Regions from separate parts of the Homo sapiens genome. Here region 1 is linked to region 2. A link is a loop called in an ENCODE intact Hi-C map of the cell type or tissue named here. Cell type or tissue: B cell. All regions are shown on one strand.

Region 1 (8,000 bases), 65 kb before region 2:
TATAAAGAACTATTACTACTCAATAACAAAAAGACAACCCAATTTAAAAAATGGGTAAAAGATCTGAATAGATATTTCTTCAAATAAGATATAGCCAATAAGCAAATGAAAAGACACTTAACATCATTAGTCACTAAGGAAATGTAAATAAAGCCCTGTAAATACAAGCTAACCCTTGTGTATTAATAAACAAAATAAAACATATGCACATAAATATCAGTACAATGAGACACTCCTCCAGACTCACTAGGATGGCTATGCTCAAAGGTCAGATAATAACAAGTGTTGGTGAGAATGCAGAGAAGTGGGAACCCTCGTACACTGATGATGAGAATGTGAAATGGTGCAGCCACTTTGGAAAACAGCCTAGCAGTTCCTCAGACAGTTACCATAAGACCCAGTAATTTTATTTTAGGTATATATCCAAGAGAAATAAAAACATATGTCCATACAACAACATGAATACATGAATGTTTATAACAGCATTATTCAAAATAACCAAAAGGTAGAAACACCCAAATGTCCATAAAGTGATAAATTAATAAATAAAATGTGGTATATCTGTTTAATAGAATGTTATTTGGCAATAAGATGACATGATTTGGCCACAACTTCATGGATATAATACAAAAAGCATAGACAACAAAAGAAAAAACTATGAATTGGTCTTCATCAAAATTAAGAACTTTAGTGCATCAAAGGAAGTGAAAAGACAATTTACAGAATGGGAGAAAATATTTGCAAATAATAGATCCGATAAGAGATTTCTATCCAGAATATACAAGGAACTCCTAAAACTCATTTCTCCAAATGACCAATAAGCACATTAAAAGATGCTCAACATCATTAGTCATAAAGTAAAAGCAAATCAAAACCACAATAAGATACTACTTCACATCTACTAGGATGGCTATAATTTTTTTAAATACAGAAAGTAACAAATATTGACAGGAATGTGAAGAAACTAGAACCCTTGTACTTTGCTGGTGGGAATATAAAAGTGTGGTCACTGTAGACAACAGTTTGGTGGTGATGGTTTTTATATTTTATTGTATCTATTGTAGAGATGAGGTTTTACTGTATTGCCCAGGCTGGTTTTTCAAGAGAGTAAATATAGACCTACCATATGACTCAGCGATTCCACTCCTAGGGAACTGAAAATAACTCAGTAAAATAGCAGAGACTCAGATATTTGTATACTGATGTTCATAGCAGCATTATTCATAATAGCCAAAAGGTGGAACCAACCCAAATATCCATCAACAGATAATAAACTGCCAAAATGTGGTATATACATACAATGGACTATACATTCAGCTATATGGTACATACATACAATGGACTATTATTCAGCTATAAAGAGGAATGAAATGTTGACATATGCTACAACATGGAGGGACCTTGAAAACACTATGCTTAGTTAAATAAACCAAACACAGAAAAACAAATACTATATGAATCAACTTATATGGCTGGAGGGTAGGGGAAGAGAGACTTATAAAATGGCTACAGAGTTTTTGGGGAGGACAAGAAAAAAGTTTTGAGTATAGATAGCAGTAACAGTCATAAAACATTGTGAATGTATTTAATGCTACTGAATTGTACACTTACAAATGGTTAAAAATGATAAACATTAGGTTATTTATATTTTACTACAATAAAAAAGAAGTGAAGTGCTGATGCATGCAACAACATGGATGAACCTTGAAAACACAAGAAGTGAAAGAGGCCAGATACAAAAGGCCACATATTATATCATCTCATTTATAAGAAATTCCAGAATAGGCAAATCTATAAAGACAAAAAACAGATTAGTGGTTGCTTACGGCTTGGAGAAGAAGGACTGAGGGTTGACACCTAAGGCATATGCAGTTTTTTATGGGGTGATGAAAATGTTCTAAAATTGATTGTGATGATGGTTGAATAGCTGTGTACTTACACTAAAGACATTTAATTTTACAATTGACATGGGTCAATGGTACAGTATGTGAATTATGTCTCAAAAAGTTGTTATAAATACAAAAAAAGAAATCATTCAAAATTAAGAAAATTAGACCAAAAATAGAAGGAGGAGGAAGGGGAAGAGGATCTAAAGGGAGAGGAGAGACAGAAGGCAAAGGAGAAAGAATAGAAATTTTTTGAGTCAGCAAACACAAAATTGTAATTTGCTTGTGAAATAATTGTCTATATAAAGTGGACTCTTCAGACAAATGTTGCTGAATTCAAGGTTAGCACACCAAAATCAATAGCAGTCTGTAGCAGGCTGAATAATGTCTCCAAAAAGATACTAGGTCCTAATCCTTGGAACCAAATTAATGTTACCTTGTTTAGATAACATGACTTTGCAGACATGATTAAGTTAAGGAAGTTTAGAAGCAGCCTAAGATATAAGAGGAGAATGTCCCATTAATGCTAAGGGATATGAGTGAAGCAGTAGAGTATGTCTTCCCTTTCAGAGGCTACAGAGAATCCACATATGATTAAGACCACAGGATCTGTCCATTAGGAGACTGTATTAGTCTGCTTGAACTTCCATAACAAAATGCCATTGGCTGGGTGGCTTAAACAACAGAAATTTATTTTCCCACCACTCTGGAAGCTGAAAATCTAAAATCAGGGTGCCAGCATGGTCAAGTTCTAGTGAGGGCCCTCTTCCCAGCTTCACAGGAAGACAGCCATCTTTTTGCTGTGTCCACACATGGTGGAGGGAGTAAGCTGTCTAGTTTCTCTTCTTATATGGGCACTAATATCATCATGAGTGCCTCCTCCTCATGACCTCACGTAAATTTAATTGTTTCCTAGCCCCATCTTTAAATGTCATCACATTTGAGATTAGGCCTTCAATATATGAATTTGGGAGAGGGGAGAAATTCAGTCCACAGCAGAGATTGTTAATGACCGTTGAGACAGAAACTTCAGAAGAGTAGGAGGAGCAGAAACAGACGGTAATGATAGGGAATGGGTGGCAGTAGCCACCTATATTTTTAGCACTTTGTGCCTGGAATATAGTAAAACCTTAATAGATATTAGTTAAATGACTGACCGCTTAGTAGGATTCTCTGAACTTTCACCTGCACCCTTCCTAACTTGGTTGTTACACCTTATCTTGAGTTTCTTCCGCATTCTGCATCCTGCTTCCAAAATCCCTCTGGACTAACTTTGTTTTAAATTTCATAGTTGTTCTAAAGGAAGCACTTGAGGATCATGCCCCCAGTGGAGAGCAGCCAGCCCTGGTCTCTGAAGCTGGGTGTCACATGAGGAAGACCAAGTCTGAAGAATACTATACTAAAAATCTATAGATCATAAATGTGATCATGGATCACAGATCTCAAGTTCCAGAATGCTTTGGAAGGATATTTCAGGGATACGAACTCAAAATATTTTCAGGAGCTGGGGAAATAAAGTAACTGAGTGGACCCAGCTGCATGTAAAGCAATGAGGAGTGTTGATGACTGTGTTAAACTGGGTGTTCCCCAGGTCTAAATGGGGCAGTGAAATGCTGATGCATGCAACTACTCAGTTCCAGCTAACTGTTGCCACAAAGGATCACTGTCCCAGGTTTTCTTATTTCCCAAGAGAAGACATAATCTCAAATTATTATGGAAAACTGCCCAATTGTTAGTGTTACCAATTAGTTCAAATTAGTTGTGGGAGTTCAACAGAGGACACTTGCCCTGAGACAGTTGAGCCAAATAAGACTCGCAAGTTGCTTGTGGTGGTTCCTGCCTTAGATTTTACAAGAAGTTAATTGAAGATAAGTAAAGTTCTACTGCTACAAAATAAGTAGTAAAATGAGGAACCTCATTAACCCGTAGGACACAATTAGGGGTGAGAATAAAAATAAGCTTCCCATAAAGTTTCACTAAATTCATGCAAGGCATAACCAAAATTAGAATTGTCGAGGTTATTCAGAGATGTAAGACACATCCCTAAGTGCTGAAGAAGGTCACACAGGCTATTGACAACACAGCCTTTCATGGCCCCATCAGAACAAACCTTGATGAGGAATGGACAAGAGAATGACAGTATCACCAGTCAACTCAGATCCAGGCTCTCACTGGGAGTGGGAAGGTGAGGGGTGGGGTGTGATGGGTAAGGGGAGTCAGGAAAAAGAGAATGGGTTCTGTTTCCTTGGCCTCGCAAAGCTTCAGTTTCCTCATTTATACAGCAAGGGGGCTGGGCCTGAGATGCTCTCTCAAGTCCCTTCCATGCTGCAGCTTGCACTCAAGCATGGTCTGGTTTTGTTTCTGTTCCCCTACTGTGACACAGTGCTGTTTTCTAACCAGCAGGAGCATGCAACACCTCTTGGACTCGATGAAAGCTGTCGCCACAGGTTTCAACCAGTCAGTACTCTGAAAGAGCATCTTGGGGGAAAAAAAGCGTGTCAGACATTCATCTTCATAACCAGAAAGTGAAGTCTCGCAAAGGAAAAAGACAAGACTAAAGGGAATAAACCATCGTTGTGTGGGCTTTTTCTTCCACTCAGCATCTCTTCCCTTATTAAAATGAGAGGGATAACTTAAGAAAAAAATTCGTGCTCTGGAGGATTAAATTGCACTCATTTATTCATTCATTCTACAAATATTTCTCGAATGCCTACACACTCCAGCCCCGTTCTAGGCTTGGGGGCCACCACAGTAGAAAGACTGGCATGCTGACATTCTTCCAGGACAAGACAGACATCAAATAGCTAAGCAGAAAGACCAAATTCAGACTATAAAGATTTTTTTAGGCTGGATGAGGTGGCTCACGCCTATAATCCCAGCACTTTGGGAGGCCAAGGTGGGTCGATCACCTCAGGTCAGGAGTTCAAGACCACCCTGGCCAACATGGTGAAAACCCGTCCCTACTAAAAAAAATACAAAACTTAGCCTGGCATGTTGGTGGGCTCCTATAATCCTAGCTACTCAGGAGGCTGAGGCAGGAGAATCTCTTGAACCCAGGAGGCGGAGGTTGCAGTGAGCCGAGATCATGCCATTGCACTCTAGGCTGGGCAACAAAAGCAAGACTCCATCTCAAAAAAAAAATAGGTTTCTATAAAATAAGCTATGAAGGAAAGTCACAGGGTGCTGTGATAAGAAATAACCTGAGGAGGTCTGCAGATAGCCTCCATGAAAACGATATTTAAGCTGGAAAGTGGAGAAGGAGCAAGCAGGTCATAGAACTGCTCAGGGAAGGGCTGGAAATAGGAAGTGCAAAGTCTTGAGTCACAGAGAGCTTGGCAAGTTCTAGAAAGGGTCAGAAGGCCTGTTGGCTAGAGCCTGCTGACAAGGGAACGAGTGGACTGGCCTGAGATGGCTGAAGAGGCAGCCAGGACTCGCGTGGCCATCGTAAGGAGTTTGGATTGTATTCCATGGGCAATGAAATTCCAAGAGCTGCTGAAAGGGGTTTAAGAAGGGGACAGCCAGGTGCAGTGGCTACGCCTATAATCCTAACACCTAGGGAGACCTAGGCAGAAGGTTCACTGGAGGCCAGCCTGGGCAATGTAGCAAGACCACTTCTTTACAAAAGATTTAAAAATTAGCCAGGTTTGGTGCTGCATGCCTATAGTCCCAGCTACTCAGACGGCTGCAGTGGGAGGATCATTTGAGCCCAAGAAGTCAAGGCTTCAGTGAGCTATGATCATGCCACTGCACTTCAGCCTGAGCAGCAGAGCAAAACCCTGTCTCAGAAAAAAAAAAAAAAGTTTTTGTTTTTAAAAAGGAACTCCTGGCTTCTTAATGGTGTCATCAGGATTTCAACCCAGACAATCTGGCTCTGTGCTCTGTGTCCCATGCATACCTCCTCAAGTTATTCTTTATCACAGACAGTATCAGATTTTTCCAAAGATCCCCTGGCTTCTGTGTGGAGATTAGATTGCAGGGAGGCAGGAAGACTCCTTCCTGAGTAGGAAGCAGACACAGTTGTCCAGGCCAGAGATGATGGATATGGAGAGAAGCAAATGGGCTCAGGAGCCATCTGAGAGACCATACTGATGGATTGGATGTACATGGTACAGGAAGAGCAGAAATCAAGGATGACCCTTAGATTTTTGACCTGAGACGCAGACATTTGTAGGTACCATTTACTGAGATGAAGAAGGCTGGAGAAGGAGTGGATTCAAAGAAGAAAAAATGGTTACTCCAGGAAGTAAATGACTGGGCTTGGGAACCACTGCCCTAGAGGAAGCTCCTGCACACAATGTCCCATGTCACAGTGCTGGCCATGTCACTGCTCTGCCCAAAACACATCCATCACTTTTCAATGCCACTGAGACAAAATACTGAGCATGGAGTTTAAAGTGCTTTAAACTGGGCCCTTCTCGAGTCTCCAGCCTCCTCTCCTTCTACTTCCTACACACATTCTACCCTCTTTCTATTATTATCATTAATCTTATGTCATTCCACATTATTTGCATTTCCTTGAATATGCCTTTCTCTCCTTACAACTTTTAGCCTTTCAACACATTGTCCTTCCCTAGAACATCCTTCCCTTCTCATCCATTTGCTGAATTCAATTCAACTCCACTCAAAGCTGATACTCCTTCTTAGAGGCCTTTCTGGATTCCTCCAGGCCGAGTTGGGTGTGTTTTCTAACAGAGGTAGCATGATGCTAATTTACAGCACAGAGTCAGATTGTCTGGGTTCAAACCCTGACCACATGACTAAGCCTCCAGGAGTTCCTCAAGATTAGAGACAATAGCTGAATCAACTTTGTACCACCCCAAAGGGCCCAGGACTGTGTTTGGCACATAGTAAGTACTCAGAGTTGAGAATGAATGAATATGTGCCTGAAAGTTGCTTGGTGATGATTCTGTACAGAGGCATAAAAGATTTTCTTCACTGTTCATGCTAGGCTTAGAATCCCCAAACCAAGTTCTCAAATCCTCCCCTAAACTGAAAGTATCCTCCCTGGAGATATACATCAGACATTGCTGAATATCTCAAATGAGAAGCAATTACACTTATTTCCCTCCAGTGCTTTCCCTTCTTTAGAAGAATTTCCCTCTTATGAGCCTGGCATCTACCTTGTCTTGCCTTCCTGGATGCCTCATCCATGCACAAGCTGAGCTCCCTGAGGTGTTAATAGCTGGGCCGGCCGGCTCCCTGGGTCCTTCAGCTCTGTCTCCAGTTCCCAGTAACAATGGCATCAGCCTGCGATCTCGGAGCCATAATGACTTCTAACCCACATGTATGTTCTCCAGGTTTCTTCCTTATTCAGCCATCTAAAAGGTCTCACTTTAGTCTGGAGATTCATGCCGCATACTAGGAGGCAGAGGGGAAAGAAAAATTTGCAGTCCAAAGACCTGAGTTCAAACTAGCCAGCAGATCTTGAGCAATTGCTCTGAATCAAATCTCCAAAATGGGCATAAGAAAGGTTCCTGCCCTGCAGGGGCATTCTGTGTATGGGAAGGTATGTTAAAACGACTTTGAAAACTAAACATTTTCATGTCAAAAGATGAAATTTGGCATCCTGAGAAGGTATTTAGTGATGCTCCCATTCATTCTCTCAATATTGTAAGTACTTTATCAACTAGATAAAGTTGATTAAAATCAATTGTCTGGCATGGCGTGTGTGTGCTCTGTGCCATGGCACACAGTAGAGAAGAGCAGGGCTGGATTCATACTCAGGTCTTTGGGTCTAAGTCCACCTGTTTTTCCATTCTGCTGGACAGCTGGTTTCCAGGTCAGCAGGAAGCAAGCATTCCTGCTCAGGAGGGCAGGCCATAGTGTATGGTGACTTCCTCTGCATATTCCTCTACTCTTGGTCTCCCAAACCCTAGTTTCCCCCCTTTTCTTCAGGGCTTTGGTGCTCCTCAAGACCACAAATCCATCTGTTAAGATGGGGGCGGTCTTTTCTTCTTCCTGAAGGCTTTGGCCCCTGGGCCGAGGCAAGCCCGTATTCATTGCTTCATAACAGTTATTTATACCTCTTCATGGGATTCTCATCCATGCACCACCCATTCAAAATTTCCTGATTAGAGACCAGCCAGTAGCAGTGGTTCACACGTGTAATCCCAG
Region 2 (8,000 bases):
TCCAAGCATTTTGAATTCCAAAAACAAATCTGAGCCCCCCCATTTTTTTCTTTTTCTTTCTTTCCTTTTTCTTTTCTTTTAAGTGAGACAGGGTCTCACTCTGTTGCCCAGGTTAGAGTACAGTGACACAATCATGGCTCACTATAGCCTTGACCTTCCGGGCTCAGGTGATCCTCCCACCTCAGCCTACTTGGTAGGTGGGAGTACAGGCATGTGCCACCATGCCTGACTAATTTTTGTATTTTTTGTGGAGATGGGGAATCCCTATGTTGCCCAGGCTGGTCTCAAACTCCTGGGTTCAAGCAATCCACTTTCCTTGGCTTCCCAAAGTGCTTGGATTACAGGCATGAGCCACTGTGCCCAGCCCCAAAGGGTTTTAATTGTCTACTTATACATTATAGAGAGAGATCTTACTCTGTTTTCCTGTTTTTACTCAGTATTATATTTTTAATACATATCCATGTTACTGCATGTACATCTAGTCTATTACTTCTAACTGCCGTAGAATACTCCATGAAGTGGATCCCTACATTCCACTCACCCACTCCCCCAGTAATGAGCAGCTACATTGCCTCCAGTTCCCCATCACTACAAACAATGACTTAATGAACATCCTCATACATGTTCCTTTGTGGACCTGTATGAGAATCTCCATAGGATATACACCCAGGGTTAACAGCTGGGTCATGGGTGTGAATATACTTAATCTGGTCAAGGAATGCCAGAATACCCTTCAAAACAGCCATGTCAGCCTACTGGCATGGTGTGATATAATAGATCCTGTAGTCCCCCATTTTCCCAACACTTACCAGTATCCAGTGTTCTCAACTTGTCAGTCTAAGAGGTGTAAAGAGATATCTCATTCTTTTTTTCATTTGCATTTTCTGATATAACTGAGCCTCCAGGTATGCTCATTAGTCTTTGGGGTTTCTTCTCGTTAAATTGCTTATTCATGAGCTTTACGCATTTTTTACTAGTGTTTCTGTCTTTTTCTTGCTGACTTACAAGAGTTCCTTGTTTTTAGACATTGAAAATATTGGTTTTAGACACTGAAAAATATCTTCTCTCAATCTGTCAGCTGTCTGTTCATTTGGTTCATGCATAGAGGAAATGTGTAAAACAGAAATCTTCATTTTTATGTAATCCAATTGATAGGTATTTTGCCTTATGGTTTGGAGCTTTAGAAGTTTTAAAAAAGTCCTTCCCACTTATAAGTGACAAAGACAGTCCTCTATATTTTCTTCTACTACTGTAACAATTTTACTTTTCACATTTGGTCTTTAATTCACTTCCAAATGGATTCACCTCTGTTGTTTTAGATTGGAGTCCAGTTTTATTTTTCATCATACGCTGAACATTTTCTCTTTTTAAAAAAATTTTTTGTAGGGAGTTTTTGCTCAGACTGGCCTTGAACTACTGACCTCAAGCAATTCTCCTGCCTTGACCTCCCAAAGTGCTGGGATTACAGGTGTGAGCCATTATGCCCAGCCCATTGAGTATTTTCTACTAAATATTGCATGTTTTCCTCATTGATCAGGGAATCATCTGTATTATCTTATACTTAATACCCAAATATACAAATCTATCTATAATTTCTCTACTCTGTTTCAATGGTCCATATGCCTGATCTGTTGCAAAGATCACTACTTTAATTTCTATGGCTTTAAATTATGTCCATATGTGATAGGGTTAGTCCCCCTTTTCATTATTCCCTTAGCATTTTTACTTAAGGCCAGGAACAGCAGCTCACGCCTGTAATCCCAGCACTTTGGGAGGCCAAGGTGGGTGGATCACTTGAGCCCAGGAGTTTGAGACCAGCCTAGGCAACAAAACTAGACTCCGTCTCTACAAAATACAAAAATAAAAATTAGCTGGACATGATGGTGTTGCCTGTGGTCCAAGCTACTCAGGAGGCTGAAGTGGGAGGATCACTTTAGCCCAGGAGGTCAAGGCTGCAGTGAGCTGTGACTGTGCCACCACTACACTCCAGCCTGGGTGATACAGTAAAACCATGTCTCAAAAAAAATTTTTTTAACTTAGTCATAGATTTTATTACATCTGTATTTTAGAGTAGGCTTATTATTAAGTTTCTGAGAAAATTTATTTGTAGCTTGTATTGGAATTACATTGAGCATGTGAATTAACGAAAAGAGGCTTAAGCTTTCTATATAGAGAAACCTTCCACCCAAGGGTATAGAATTATTTAATTAAATCACACTATATTCTTGACTGAACTTTAAAATTTTTCTCCAAACACTATTCTGTAGTTATCCAAGCTCATGTAATAATCATAATAACTCTATACTGTAGGTACTTTTATTATCATCATTTAACAGATGAGGAAACTGAGCCCAGAGAGATAAATAACTCACCTAAGAACACACAGCAAGTAAGTAGCAGAACCTGGATTAACATAGTTTAGTCCATACTCTTAGCCATTATACTGCCTCTGTATCTACAGTCAGTTACTTTATAGTTTGGCTGCTTCTATGCATGTCATCTTGTTTTTATTACATTTTCTGATGGATTGTTGCAGATACAAAGAAAATCGGCTGATTTTTTTTAAGTTGATATGTGTATTGCATGATGTTGTTAAATTCTCTTCTTAGTTCTAATAGTCTATTAATTTTTTTTCTTTTTGTATATCAACTGTAAAAAGTGACAGTTTTACCTTTTCTTTTCCAATGTTTAAAGCTCTCATTTCTTTTTCTTTCCTTATAGCATTGGCCGAGACCTCCACGACAATGCTACACACTGTGAAGTAGTGATTGTGAGCTAAGACTGTCACTTATAGAAAAATCATGTATTCCTAGAAGAAGGTTTTCATTTCATCTTAGCTAGAGGACATGGAGCACTTCAGGAAACTATTTCACAAAAATGTAAATTAGAAACTGTGTCTGGTAGCCAATAATCCATTTTTAACAGTGGCCCTGTGCTCATCTAAGCAACAGAAATTACTTTTGTATAGGAGATGGCCCTTCCAGGGGAGAAACAGCTCAGTTGTGATACACTTGTCTTCATCCTGACTTTAAGTACATTTAACTCCACACTAAACCCTTGTGGCCACAACACAGCTCTGCACCTGTCATTTGCTCTAGACAAACTGCTAAACGCAATTGTTTCTGACAATGGATTACTCTGTATCCCGTGGGGGAATTCTCAGACAGCAGCATTAGAAGGGGCCTTAGAGATCAACCATTTCTCTTATTTTACACACACCTAAAACTCCCTACAGCCGTGCTTCATCAGCTTCGAGCAGATGAGCCACCCAGAAGGCAGCTCCAGTTATTAGGTCCTAGGGCCTGGGTGTAGTCAGGCCCTTTGGAAGCTCCAAGTCAGAGATCAAACACATCCTCCCCACTACCCACGCCTAGGGTGACTAATGCCTGTGGGAAAAACAACTGAACTAAAAAGTCCCACAGGAACCTCAAACCCAGCACATCCAAAATGGAACTTCTCACCATCTCCTCCAAACTCAGTCCTCTTATACAGTAATCCCTGTAAAGCTAGAACAATCTCCATTCCCCATTCTCAGGGCCTTCCTCTCCCGCTCACCTGAGGAGCTACCAAGCCTTGGCCCACAAGCCCTCTGAGAGTCCCTCCTGCCCACCCTGTGTTCTCCATACTGAATAAGGACTTGGCCACACCTTGTCAACTCTTCCCTCTGCTCTACTCCTGACCCCTGGATCCATCCTTCATGCTGTGGCTGAAGGGATCCCCCCATCATGCAAATTCTGCCACATCTCCCGCCTAAAACCCAGGAAGACTCCCCACTACTCTCAGCACAGAAAGTACACTCCTTAGTATGGCATCCCCTGCCCTCATGGCATGGCCCCATCCAGCCCTCCAGCCTCACACCCTGCAAGGACACCTAGACCCCCACCTCCCTCAACCCTTCATGACTGCGCTTCTGATCCCTGTTTCCCCTGGCTAGACCCTGCGTGCCCTCCCGCTGGAAGCGGTCTAATGCCTGCTTGTTTTTAACACTCAGGTTGGGGCCCCTGCCTGCTCCCGGGAGCCTTTGCTGACTCCTGGACCCCGTTGCTCCGGCTGAGCGTGGGCTCTTTCTCTAGGTCTTTCCTCCCAGGACTCTGTGTATTCATCCTATCGTTAAACTGGATTCTCTACAAGAGTAATAATTGCAGAGTCAGCCAGCTCTCATCCCTTTTCAGGTTTCAGAAAAGACCTGTGAACAAAACGCCTTGAGTCTGATTTAGTGTGGCAATGCCCCAAGGGTCCTGTTCTCCCTGGGTGTCCTGCACCTGGTGCAACGTCGGCCTGGCATCTAGTGAGCCATCTAAAGGAACGATGATGAGTGAATGATTTGCCTACCCCTTCCAGTACTAGGCTGGAGGTCGTGGTTAGGGCCCATCCCTACGCAGGACATGCAAAGTGGGAGGCACTCCTCTCTCTACGTCGGCAGGGGGCGCTGCACAGCTGCGGGGCGGGGTAGCTTAGACACGGGGCGTCCGGCTAAGGCCGGGGACCCAGGGTGGTGGGCGGGGTGTCCCGCCCGCCTGTGGACCCCGCGCAGTAACTGCGAACATTTCGCTTTCATTTTGGGCCGAGCTGGAGGCGGCGGGGCCGTCCCGGAACGGCTGCGGCCGGGCACCCCGGGAGTTAATCCGAAAGCGCCGCAAGCCCCGCGGGCCGGCCGCACCGCACGTGTCACCGAGAAGCTGATGTAGAGAGAGACACAGAAGGAGACAGAAAGCAAGAGACCAGAGTCCCGGGAAAGTCCTGCCGCGCCTCGGGACAATTATAAAAATGTGGCCCCCTGGGTCAGCCTCCCAGCCACCGCCCTCACCTGCCGCGGCCACAGGTCTGCATCCAGCGGCTCGCCCTGTGTCCCTGCAGTGCCGGCTCAGCATGTGTCCAGCGCGCAGTGAGTACTCAGCCCGCCAGGTCTTTGGCTCGCTCGGGTGCGGAGGGGCGGCTGCTTGGGAAGAGTGGGTAGAAACTCAAGTCTGCCTAAGGAGAGACTGGAACAGCAGCAGCCGTCTCCTGCAAAGAGGAATAAGAATAGGGGTCTCACCGTGTGCTAAATAGGGCATGTCTCTTTTCATCTCGAAACAGCCTGATGAGCTATCATTATGCCCACTTCGTAGAGGAGAAACTGAGGCCCAGCGTGGGAGATTTCCTGCTTTCCTGCCTAGGGTCCCTCAGCTACAAACAGAAGGCAGATCCTAGCCAGTTCTAAAGTCAGGCTTGGCCGGGTGCAATGGCTCACGCCTGTAATCCCAGCACTTTGGGAGGCCAAGGCGGACAGATCTCCTGAGGTCAGGAGTTCAAGACCAGCCTGACCAACATGGTGAAACCCCGTCTCTACTAACAAATACACAAATTAGCCGAGTGTGGTGGTGGGTGCCTGTAATCCCATCTACTCGGGAGTCTAAGGCAGGGAAAATTGCTTGAACTCGGAGGTGGAGGTTGCAGTGAGCCAAAATCGTGCCACTGCACTCCAGTCTGGGCCACAGAGTGAGACTCCGTCTTAAAAAAACAAAAAAAGTCAGGCTTTCTCACTCCACTGTTTTTAAAACACTGGGTCCCAAGTCTGACTCAGCCACTTCACCACCTGGTCTGGGTTTCCCTGATCAAAAACATGTAGGCTTTCTCTGGGTGAGTGTTGGGTTCAACACCCTTGTCCAAGCTCATCTCTAGACCCTCACAGGGAGCTGGCTTCTAGCCCTAGAATAGAGTGGCGCTTTGTAATAACTCGAGTCATCTCTCAGGTGTTGAAGGAAAAGTGTTGGAAATGGGTTGAGGGAGGTGGGTGCCAAGCATGAATGGATGGGTGAAGGTGGCCAGAATGGAGGGAAGGTGGTGCAGGCAGGCCATCCAGGCTGAAGCTCCTCCACCTGCTCCTCTTCCTTCCAGGCCTCCTCCTTGTGGCTACCCTGGTCCTCCTGGACCACCTCAGTTTGGCCAGAAACCTCCCCGTGGCCACTCCAGACCCAGGAATGTTCCCATGCCTTCACCACTCCCAAAACCTGCTGAGGGCCGTCAGCAACATGCTCCAGAAGGTGAGCCTTTCCTGTCCTCTCCACTGTGGACCTGCACCCTCCCTGAGGAAGGGGCCTCTGATCCTCCCCTCTGGTACCTGATGGAACTGCAGAGAAATTGTGGAAGTTCATTAGCAGCTGTCAACAGCAGGAGAGGGAACTTTACAAATGGCCCAAGTGTTAAAGAGTCCTAGTGAAATTGTGTCTCCAGAGAAAGCAAGAGTAGTAATAAATTATAATGATGTTGGTTTTGGCTATGTCTACACTGAGTAAAGTGGATATTTGCAGTGTTCCTGTAGCCTGCCAACAGAGATAGAATTGTGTCAGGTCCACATGGTTTCTCTGGCACCACACCACTGATCAATCCCGGAAATAGTTACTTGGGTGCATACTCTGTGTTGGGGGGCAGGGGTACAAAGATGAAATAGCCTTGTCCCTCCTGCTGCCCACCAGCTTCTACTTGGTGACACAGTTCCTTCTTGGAGCAACACATCTCAGGGAGGACTATGACAGTGCACATGCAGCCTTCATTTTCTAGGGAAGAGTTACCTAATTTTATTTACAGCTTCGTTCTTTTAGGTTTCATATTTTAATGTAAAAAACATTGCCGTTAAAAACTGCTCCAGTAGCTACTGCTGCAAAGGCTAAAGGCTAATGTTTTAAAAGATGTCCTCTGCCTTTCTGCTCTCTAGGAATTTTTTCTTGAGTATTTTCTAGCTTGTTGCCTTAGGAATATCTTAAAATAAGCTCAATGCCACCAAGCCTTCTTAAAGGGCTCCTTTCCCCTTTCAATCTTTCATAATGTGCTGTGCATTGCTCCTCACAATTCAATTAATCTTAATTGGACAGGGGGCTCAAGTGAAAACTGCTTTGTTTCCCGAAGAAAGGTTCAAAATGGGTAACTTTTAGGTGCTCCAATTCATATAGATTTTTTTGTGCAAAAGCTGACACCCCTACTCCCAGATATAGTCCTAAGGGTCAAAAGATTATAGAAATCAATTTAATGTTTTGTACATCATTTGTCAAATTTGCTGTAGTAGAAAACAAATGAGGTAGATGCAAGTGATTCACCGGCCATATCCAGGGCACAGGTTTGTAGAATTTGGGCTATATGTTTATTTTTTAGTTTGATGCCATTCAAAAACCAAACATTTCAATTAAGATTTCAAAATTCTAGCTTCTCTTGAAAAGATCTGAAGAACAACACTGGACTCACACCTCCAAATCTAACTCTTTATAACCTGCTCAGAATAGTGGGGTTGCCCAGGTCTGTTTAAACACCTCCGGGAATAGTGTATTCATTTCCTACTGCTGCTGTCACAAATGTAGTGGGTTTAAATGACACAAATTTATTATCTTACAGCTCTGGGCATCAGAAGTCCAAAATGGGTCCTACTGGGCTAAAGTCAATGTGTCAGCAGAGCTGTAGCCCTTTCTGGAGGCTCTTGGGGAGAATCTGTTGCCTTGCTTTGTCAGGTCTAGAGGCTGCCCACATTCCTTGACTTGTGGCCCCTTCCATTGTCCATACCAGCAATGTCTGGTTGAGTCTTTCTCATGCTGCTCCCTCTGGACTGACCTTCTACCCGCTTCTACTTTTGAGGACACTGCTTACACTGGATTCACCCAGATAATCCAGGATCATCTCTCTACTCTTAGATCAGCTGATTAGCAAATTGAATGTCATCTGCACCTTCATTCCTCTTTGGCAGGTCACATAGCTCATTACCGGGTTCCAGGGATTGGGAGGTGGATGTCTTTGGAGGTGGAGAATTGGTCTAGCTACCACAGAAAGGGATTTTACTACTTGTGCCCAAACGTATTCTGAATTTTCAGGCCTTGCTTCTTGGCTCATGCTGTTACCTCTGTCTGAAATTTCCCTCCTCCATTGTCGACACTTTACTCCTCTTAATGTGGGTGTCCCAACTCTAGGAAGCTTTGCTTCCCTTCCTGCCCCTCCTCAGAAGCTTCATGCCCTTCTCACCATGTCTCACCTACTGA

The links. Peaks named below come from ENCODE experiments on the same cell type or tissue, not always from the same donor. Only the 100,000 strongest peaks of a DNase experiment are listed, where the experiment ranks them.
Region 1: a loop joins it to region 2, with 4 times the contacts of the local background. A loop is called at or near these places in 12 of 110 quality-filtered maps.

What each region holds. Positions count from the first base shown.
Region 1 is chr3:159,918,918-159,926,917 of GRCh38, forward strand. The region is part of intron 9 of IL12A-AS1 (IL12A antisense RNA 1); the gene reads right to left. Among named protein-coding and RNA genes, the nearest start is that of IL12A, 66 kb to the right of the region's middle. In B cell, no CTCF peak of the experiment used is centred here; a DNase peak (open chromatin) is centred at 4,234; H3K27ac peaks cover 959 bases.
Region 2 is chr3:159,984,290-159,992,289 of GRCh38, forward strand. IL12A (interleukin 12A) reads left to right here and starts at 4,546. Exons shown (of 7, transcript NM_001397992.1): 1 at 4,546-4,885; 2 at 5,878-6,023. The coding sequence starts at 4,870. It overlaps IL12A-AS1 (IL12A antisense RNA 1), which reads right to left. Exons shown (of 10, transcript NR_108088.1): 9 at 4,808-5,004. RefSeq lists enhancers at 2,205-3,404, 4,256-4,756, 4,757-5,257, 4,757-4,806 and silencers at 4,317-4,516, 4,587-4,636. In B cell, CTCF peaks have their summits at 4,412 (motif pointing right) and 4,617; a DNase peak (open chromatin) is centred at 4,462; H3K4me3 peaks cover 1,560 bases; H3K27ac peaks cover 1,477 bases.